Linked DNA regions of Homo sapiens: region 2 is linked to region 1. The links are chromatin contacts, found by Hi-C or POLR2A ChIA-PET in ENCODE. All regions are on one chromosome and are shown on one strand. The core of a region is the stretch at or near the end of the contact, and the rest is flanking DNA. Distances in the headings are between cores, read along the strand shown.

Region 1 (4,494 bases), core at 586-3,085:
TGCCACATTGATGGTGGAGGAGAGAGAGGGTTCAATAGGCCAAAGCCACGTGGGAGTGAGCCAAGAAGTGCATGTGAGAAGACTTTCTGGAGGAGGAGATCTACAACCTGAATCCTTGAAATAAAGAGTTGCAGTTGGCCAGGGTGAGGCTTCTGGGGCCAAGGAGTTAGAACCCAGGGTCAGGAAAGTATGCTGGGGTGGGGTGCTGGCCAGTGGTGGCCAGAAGGAGGAGTGGCCCAGGACACAGCCATGCATTGTGTGAATCAGCAGGTCCCTGGAGGACTGGTCAGTTCAGACGAGAAGGATGATATTTCCTCGCTAGAAATCCCTGGGATGGGGGGCAGAAATGAGGGGTTGCTCAATGTTGACCTCTCCTCCCTAGAGTCCCTGGGCCCTGTCCCTGCTTTACAGCCCCTGCAGCCTCTGCTCCTCCCTGCACTCCTCTTTGACTTACTTGGGATCTTGGGGATGGGGTTTGGGTGCACCTCAGGAAATTCTGATTCAGTAGAATTGACAAAGACACATGGGCCTTTTTCTTTAAAAAGCACCCCAGAGGCTGGCACAGTGGTTCATGCCTGTAATCCTAGCACTTTGGGAGGCTGAGGCAGGAGTGCTTGAACCCAGGAGATGGAGATAAGTCTGGGCAACATAGTGAGACCAGTTTCTTTTCCTTTTTTTTTTTTTGAGATGGAGTCTTGTTCTTGTTGCCCAGGCTGGAGTGCAATGGCGTGATCTTGGCTCACTGCAACCTCCGCCTCTGGGATTCAAGCGATTCTCCTGCCTCAGCCTCCCAAGTAGTTGGGATTACAGGCACCTGCCACCACGCCCAGCTAATTTTTTTGTATTTTTAGTAGAGGCGGGGTTTTACCATGTTGGCCAGGCTGGTCTTGAACCCCTGACCTCAGGTAATCCACCCGCCTCGGCCTCCCAAAGTGCTGGGATTACAGGTGTGAGCCACTGTGCCCGGAGACACCCAGTTTCTACAAAAATTTGTTTTAATGTAAGCAGCTGGTCCTGGTATGAGCCTGTAGGCCTAGCTACTCTGGAGGCTGAGGTGGGAGGATCGCTTTTGAGCCCAGGAGGTTGAGGCTACGATGAGCTATGACCGCACCACTGCACTACATACAGCCTAGGTGACAGAGTGAGACCCTGTCTCTGAAAAAAGAAAGAAAGAAAAAGGCTCCCCGGAGATTCTGATGCACCCCTCTAGTTGAGAATCAGTGTGCCAGGTAGGCCTGTATACGTTTAGAATTTTCCTGCCAAGGCATTGATGGAGCTTCCCTGAGTGGTCTTTTTGCAGTTTATTTTTACACAGTGGCGTTATTATTGTTTGTTTTTTACTCTCCCTTTATTCTTCCAAACGGTGTCTTTATCATCTTTTTTTTTGGCTTTACTATTTTTTTTAAGTAGTAAATATTAGTAGATAGTGAAACTGAGGCACAAACAAGTAAAAAGTTGTCCAAGATCACAGAGAAACCAACATCTACCTTCCAGAATCTATGATCTCTTCAGCCTGCTCCAAATGTCTCACCTGGCAGAGGGCCTAAGTGTCCGGAACCCCAGATGTTTGAAGAAATGGGACAGGAGTCTGTTCCTCAGACATTTACCGCCTATTAATTAGGAGGTAGTGTCTTCTTGACTCCCTCCAGCGGGTCCCAGGCCTGCCTGCCCGAACATCTGTTCTCCTAACAATGTCTGCCCATAAATCCTGTCCCCGAGTCCAGGGTGGCTTAGCTGGGGAACAATGGAGCCTATGACCGGCAGCCAAATCCTCACCATGGTTACACGAGGGTGTGACTGCAACTGTGTGTGCTTGTTGGCAGGCACCAGCACCTGCAACTGGGGCCAAGGTTGTGTGTGTGTAGCGGTCTCCAGGGCCAGGGGTGGGGGCGTTGGGCTGCGGTTGGGAGGGATCCTCACAGAGCACCTTCTGTAGGCTTCTGCCATTCATGCTGTTGTAATTCTTGGCCTCTGTGAAGAAAAGAGGTTTTTATCTTGCGCATCCTGACATACAGTAGGTGCTCAGTAAGTGTTTTTTGACTGCCAGTGAATGAGCGAGTGAATAATTAGAAGTCTGTTTGTGAATGTCACTGGGGTGCCTGAGAATGAAACAGATTCAGTTCACCTGGGACATGAGGAATGCCTCCTGGTTAATGAGGAATCACTTAAGAAATGTCTGTCCCAGTCTGCCCTTAAGAGCTGATAGGGACGGGCACGGTGGCTCATGCCTGTAATCCCAGCAGTTTGGGAGGCAGAAGAGGGCGGATCACTTGAGATCAGGAGATCACTTGAGTCAGGCCTGGCCAACATGGTGAAATCCCATCTCTACTGAAAATACAAAAATTAGCCAGGTGTGGTGGCGCACGCCTGTAATCCCAGCTACTCGGGAGGTTGAGGCAGAAGAATTGCTTGAACCTGGGAGGCGGAGATTGCAGTGAGCTGAGATTGCACCACTGCACTCCAGCCTGGGTGACAGAGCAAGACCCCATCTCAAAAAAAGAAAAGAAAAAAGAAAAAAGAGAGCTGGTAGGATGAAGGAGAGCCAGCCACACAAGACAGCAGGTGATGAAGTGCTACACTGCCCCTGATTATGGCCGCTAAGTGATCTCCCCATCTACCAAACCACCCTTAAGAGGAACAGGTGCTCTGGAAGGGAAGAGAGAGATCAATATTGGCTGAAGTTCTCAGAGATTGCCTCATGGGACAGGGGAACTTGAGCGAGGTCTTGAAGGATGGACAGGGCTTAGTTAGGGAGACAGGTGTGGTCCCTGGACCAGTGGTGCCAGCATCGCCTAACAACTTGTTAGATAGCAGATTCTTGGACCTCACCCCAGACCCAGGGAATCAGGAACTCTGGGGGTGGAGGCCAGCAATGTGTGTTTAACCAGCCCTCCAGGTGACAGTGATGCTTGCTGAGCATGAGGACCGCTGATGCAGAGGGAGGGATGTGATCTTTACATAAGAGACTGAGGAGTTCGGAGGGGACCTGGCCTGCTCTTCCGTTGGTGGCATAGGGAGAAAATGGGAGGGAGACGGCAAGAGGAGCTTGAAGGCATCAGGGAAGCGGGCTTGGGAGGCTGAGGGTCTCAGCTGGATTGGTGGTGGCCATGGTAACAGAGCAAAGCCAGGGGGTACTGTGAAGGCCTGGTGACACACTGGGTCTCATGCCAGACTTTAAGGGCACTCTTCTTTGAAATGTTTTAAAGAAGACTTGTCACCTCATGATCACATTATGATATGCTAATTGTGGAAAAATATAAGAAAGGAAGAAAAAGGGGGTGTTCACAGAGTTGTACCATCCAGGACAGTTATTGATATATTTGGCATATTTCTTTTCTTTTTTCTTTTCTTCTCTTTTTTCCTTTCCTTTCTTTCCCTTTCCCTTTTCTTTTTCTTTCCTTTCTTTTCTTTTTTTAAGAGACAGGATCTCACCATGTTGCCCAGGGTGGTCTCAGACACCTGGGCTCAAGCGATCCTCCTGCCCCGGCCTCCCAAAGTGCTGGGATTACAGGTGTGAACCACTGTGCCCCGCCCTAGGCATATATATTTTTGATCCTTTTTTCTATGCATTTTTTTTTCTGTGGTTGAAAACATAACATATATATGTTAATTTGTATTCTGTGCTCATTTGCATCTTGTATTCTTTGCTTAAACTATCGTAAGCATTTCCCTATGTGCTTTCAGGTGTACTTTTTCTTTTTATTGTCACAGGGGCCCCATGGGCTGAGCAGGGGAGGTCACTGAGGTTTAGCAAGAAAAAAAAACTTACTCCATGAACTCCAGTCTGTGGAGAAGGCTGCCATTGAATGGCCTGTGTTCTTCAACACAGAAATTGTAAGGAAAAGAAAGGGATGGAGGGAGCCAGCCATGGTGGCGTGTGCCTGTGATCCCAGCTACTCAAGAGGCTGAGGCAGGAGGATTGCTTGAGCCCAGGAGTTTGAGGCTGCAGTGAGCTATGGTCCTGCAACTGCACTCCAGCCTGGGCAACAGAAGAGAGAGACCCCATCTCTAAAACAAAACAAAACAAAACAAAACCAGAACCAAACACCCAGTCATTGTGTTGCTAGAACCTCTTTCGGTTATTTCCTCAGCCTGACCGTTGGGTTCTCTTTGATATGCACTTACCTGCTGTCTACCCGCACACACATGCATACCCCGCCTCAGCTGCCCTTTTTCTCTGACTCCTCCCCATTGCTCTGGAGAAGCCCAAGGAGGCAGTTTTGCATTTGCACACTCAGGACAGGGAACAGGGGAGGAGCCTGGGGATGTTAAGACATCCTTCCTCCTGGTGAGACAAACTGGGAAAGCCTTTCTGAGCCTGGTCCTCTGAGGCCTGGGCCCTGCCAGTGTGGACATCAGAATTTAGGCTCCCAGCTGGACCCCAGCTTCTCTCTGCCTGGGTGTGAAGTTTCACAGGAAACAGCCAACGCTTTGATCTTGGATGAGGCTGAGGACTCAGTGATGAGAGGACACAGAGCTCACCCCAGCTCTGTT
Region 2 (4,494 bases), core at 555-3,054, 170 kb before region 1:
TACTAATGGTTGAAATGAGATAAATGGGGTAAACTCAAATGGGTCTGAGCAAAGGTACAACAGCAGCACAGGGAGAAAGGTTCTTACATTATAAGGCTCTGTATAAGTGAAGAAAAACTAGTGTCACCTGGTGGCCTATTCCAGGTTACCACTCAGAAGGGGGCACTGTTTACAAACCCAGGGGTGGGGGTGGGGCCTGGTTAGACAGCAAAGTGAAAGTATGAAATTGGCACCATTTTGCCTGCAAGCTCACCTGCTCCACTGCCTCATTCCCAAAGTCCAAAGGAGCAACTTTGTTACAGTAATTAAAAGCCACCTTACTCTCCAGGAAAGAGCCTGCGGTTACATAATATTGGTCTTACGACTACAATGGCCCCCCAGGCATCTGAGAGAGGTGAAGCCCAACCCCTACCACCCCTGTCCAAGGTGCCGGTAAGCAAAGCACAGGAAGGTGTCCAGCCTAGCCCCTCCCTCCTTGGGAAAAAGCAAGGGACCTGGGCCTCCAGATAGGAGGAAGATGGCCAGAGGGCCCCAGGCCAGCAGCCTCAGTCACGAGCCAAGGCTCCTGTGAAAAGCACAAAGGGCACCCCAGGACAGCTCCCATCCTCTATTCCTGGTTTTGCAACCAAAAAAAAAGGCTAAATCTCCGAATGACACGGACCACCATCCCCACCCGCCAATACACACACACTTCTACTTCCCTCTTCGGGCTCTCCAAGTGGGCCGTATCCCTCCACTATCCCATCCTCCAGAGCGCTGCGGTCCCGAAGGGCAGCACCTGGGGAACGAGGAAGCATCCTCCTTCCCCCCGACCTCCCGCCCGCGCCGCCGGCCAGGTCCGCAGGCCCCGGCCGGTCGGCCGCCCTCCCCCACCCGGCCTGGAACAGCGCCGGAGTGACTGGGCGTCCTCGCTGCAGGAAGGACGCCCCAGAGGGTGGCGGTGGCGGCAGGAGGAGCCGCGTCACGCCCGAGCCCTCTCCACCCCCTCTTCCCCGGCCCCTGACATCAGGGGCCTCCACGCAGCGCAGAGAGACTCCCGGGGGCGGGGGCAGCGGCAGCTCCGCAGCCCGGGCCTCCAGCAGCGCCACGAGGGTGGCCGGGGCAAAGGGTGGCGCAGCCCGGGCTGCGCCGAGAGGGAGGGGCGGCGGGGGCGCGCTGCGCTGCCCGGACCGTCAACGCCAAGGGCTGCGGGGCCAGCCCTGTTCCAGGCCTTGGGGCCGGCTAAGGAGGCCGCAGGGCCACCGCGGCGAGGGCCGGGTCGTGTAGAGTCGCACGCGACGGACACAGGCCCGCCACCCGGGGGACGCCCCCACCCACCGCTCACCTTCACGGAGGCGAGTCCGCACTGGGCCCTGGGGAGGAGCGATGGCCCGAGGCAGAGCACAGGCAGGGGCGGTGTTCCCTGGGCTCCTCCTGCAGCTGCAGCAGCCGCCGCCGCCGCGGTCTCCGGCTCCCGCAGCCCGAGGCCGATCGCTCCCTGCCGCGGTCCGCCCTTGGAGTTTCGCCGGCCGCCCGCGCTCCGCCTCACGCCGCCCGCCCGCCCGCCCGCTCCGCACTGGCGCCTCACAGCTCCGCTCCGCTCTGCCGCTGAGCGCGGCCGACGCGCGGCCCCCGCTGAAATAGTGCCCCGCCCCCGCCCCCCCGCCGCGCGCGCCGCCGTCCGCGCTCCCCATTGGCTGAGCCCGCCCGGCCCCGCACTGCGGGCTTCTCCCCGCGCCGCTCTCGCCCCACATCTTGTTTCCTCCCACAATGCCTCGGGGCGGAGGGAGGGGGTGGGGAGGAGGAGCTGGAGCGGGTGGGGGAGGGAGCCGTGGCCTTAAGAAAGGAGAGGAATGCGGACCCCTCCCCCCGGGGCTGGAGAGGCCAGGCCTGAAAAGGAATAAAGAGACATGGTCCTGAGAGAGGAGGAGAGGGAAGGGTGTGGAGACCCCCAGTCCCAAGGAGAAAAAAGGGAGAGGGGGATGGAGATTTCAGACCCAGGGAACAGATGGGGCTGAGGTAGAGACCCCAACCTTAGAGAGGGGAGGAGATGAAGTCACCAGCCTCAGAGGAAAAGACAGGACACTCCCTCCTCCCGTATCTGTGAGAAAGAGAGGGACAGCCAGCCCTATGGAGAGGGAGAGGCATAGGAGCCCCAGGACTCCCTCCCCTCACCTTCCGGGAAGGTCCCTTCTTCCTCCTTTGTTCTTTGAGGCTGAAGGACCTAAACTCCCAGCTGGGCCCCCAGCCGGTATTTGTCTACAGGAGCAATGGAGACAGAGCCGAAGCAAAATTGATGGGGATGTGTCTTTGGTACGCAGGCCTCTGCTGTCCTTGCACATTTATGGCCTTGGGGTCCTGGGATGGGGGTGAGAGTGAGCGATTTCTTGTCGTCTGTCCCTGCCTGTCCAGGTAGACAAGGTTGGAGGAGAGTGAATAGAAGCCCCCAGAGGTGGTGCCTGTCAGAGCTGTGAGGAGCCTTCAAAAACCACCCATCCACACCCCTCACTTTATAAAGGAGAGAATCCAAGTACAGAGAGCCCTGCCAGATCCCGCAGGTCAGGCTTGACTTGCTTCTAGCTGAAAAGAGGTGCACCCAGGAAGCAGCCCCTCTGGAGGCTCAAGAGACTACTTCTGGGAGAGTGGGTGTGAACGTGCGCGTTGGGAGCCTGCCTGCCCTCACTCCATCCCACTCCCAGGAAAGATCCTCAGGCCTGCGGTTTTCTTTCTGGTCTGTTTTATACAGAAGTGTCTACCTCAAGGGCTGACGAGCCTTTATTGGGAACCAAGCATTTTGGCCATACAGTAGGGATTAAGAAGCTGCCGGGGATAGCTCCCACTCCCATCTTTTCCCCTTCGCCTCTCCAAACCATGGTCAGGAAGTCAGACTTGCCCTGGCCCTGGCCTGCTCTGGTTTGAAGCATCAAAAGTTAGTGTTCGTTATGTGTCAGGGGAAACCTGGAAAAATCATTCCCTCTGGTTACTGCTTTCCACAGTTCTGTCCTCTAACAACCTCAGTTGGGGGATTTCAGAGACCAGTTAAGGCCTGGGGTATCCCCTCACACTAAGGGTTTTCTGATGTCAGTCTTTGTGTTCATGAATGGGAGGCGTGGCCTCTATGGGAGGAAGGGAGGGAGACGAGGAAGGATGATTTATACACTTAGGGCTTGTGCGGGGCTAATCGCCTGGACTGCCTGGAGAAAGCGAAGCTAGTACCCCCTTTCTCCAACAGTCCTTAGTTTCCAGGCCCTTCCAGGGCCTGAAGGTCAGATCTGCCACGTATGGTTGCACAGGTCATTCACTGCGCAAGAGTATCCAACCGATGGAGCAAGCGGGTGCTAAAATACAGCCGGCACACTGCTTGCTAGCCTGTGTGTCACGGTACAAGCCAGTGTCCAACCAGAAGATGACTTCTTTCAAGTGTTCCCAAGGGTTACTATGAGCTAGCAGTGGCCCTTCAAAGGCCATGCTGCCAGGGCATAAATCCTCCCTCTCCCTGCTCCCCTTCCCTGAAGTATAATAGGGATAAGAGCTTGCTCATTTCCAGGCTGTGGTGTGGTGGACAGAAGGGCACGAAGAACTTCAACTAACAGAAGTCAGAGCCACGGGTTTTCACTTTTAGGAAATGTGAATATCAGTGCTCTTGTGTGTGTGTGTGTGTGTGTCAAGGACTAAACTGTAGAATAACAGGGAGATGTGTTAATAGTATGGTTTATAAATAATAATAAGTAATCCTCATGAATCCCTTGCTCTATGTCAGGCTCTATTCTAAGTGTTTTAAATGCAATGCGTTCCATTTAATCCCAGAAGCTGCCTTTTGAAGTGCATATATGACTATCACCCTGTACAGATGAGCAAACTACAGTTTAGAGAAGTTCAGTAACTGACCCAAGATTATCCAGTTTGTCAGCGGCAGGATTCAACTCCAGATTGTTTCCACTGCCTACAATCTTAGCCATTATACTATACTGCATCCTAACAGAGAAAAGAGGAGAGAAAGTGTAAAACAGAGTTTGGCCCTCTATCTAAATTATACCAGTATTCCTTAAACTTATCTGACTCCAAAGCCCTTTTTTTAATCCAAACATTTATTAACATCTCCAGGAACTACTATTCCACAGGACACAGTTTGGGAAACTTGTGATATACTAATTACTGCTATTTGTGTAAAATGCTTACTGTTCAGGATAATTACTATGCAACATAGTCACTGTTATAATTAATATGTTAGCTTAACTTGGTGAATGTTTTTATTTGATACAGCTACACTGTTTGTGATTGCCCAGTTTCCTGTTGCCCAGATAACATGGTCATGTCTTCTGACTTAAAAATCAAAATCAGACTATTGTTTTTGGCTCTTTGGTGGACCCCTTTCCATCTGGCTACTTCTTTAACTTCGGGGTTCCCCAGGGCTCTTTGCTTCCTTCACTGCTCAACTTAGAAATTTCACCCACATTCATGGTTTTTACCATGATCTGGGCCCCGATGACCCCCTAATGCCTGGACCTCTCCACT

The links. A loop is a pair of places that touch in the nucleus more often than their neighbours do. ChIA-PET counts read pairs that join two places held with the same protein, here RNA polymerase II (POLR2A). Pooled maps may share reads with other maps.
Region 2: POLR2A ChIA-PET joins it to region 1 with 8 read pairs in Panc1. The contact joins the promoter of DYNLL2-DT here to the promoter of CUEDC1-AS1 in region 1. A Hi-C loop is called at or near these places in 4 of 37 single-sample maps with no recorded cell type and 5 of 50 pooled maps. POLR2A ChIA-PET finds 5 or more read pairs at or near these places in 10 of 52 experiments (A549, AG04449, BJ and 5 more).

The regions. Positions count from the first base shown.
Region 1 is chr17:57,909,519-57,914,012 of GRCh38, reverse strand. It overlaps CUEDC1-AS1 (CUEDC1 antisense RNA 1), which reads right to left and starts at 1,835. Exons shown (of 2, transcript XR_001752948.2): 1 at 1,532-1,835. The region is part of intron 1 of CUEDC1 (CUE domain containing 1); the gene reads left to right. RefSeq lists an enhancer at 1-195.
Region 2 is chr17:58,080,514-58,085,007 of GRCh38, reverse strand. DYNLL2-DT (DYNLL2 divergent transcript) reads left to right here and starts at 1,804. Exons shown (of 3, transcript NR_110809.1): 1 at 1,804-2,292; 2 at 2,392-4,494. It overlaps DYNLL2 (dynein light chain LC8-type 2), which reads right to left and starts at 1,589. Exons shown (of 3, transcript NM_080677.3): 1 at 1,325-1,589. RefSeq lists silencers at 800-929, 970-1,389, 1,430-1,489, 1,500-1,849 and an enhancer at 1,566-1,860.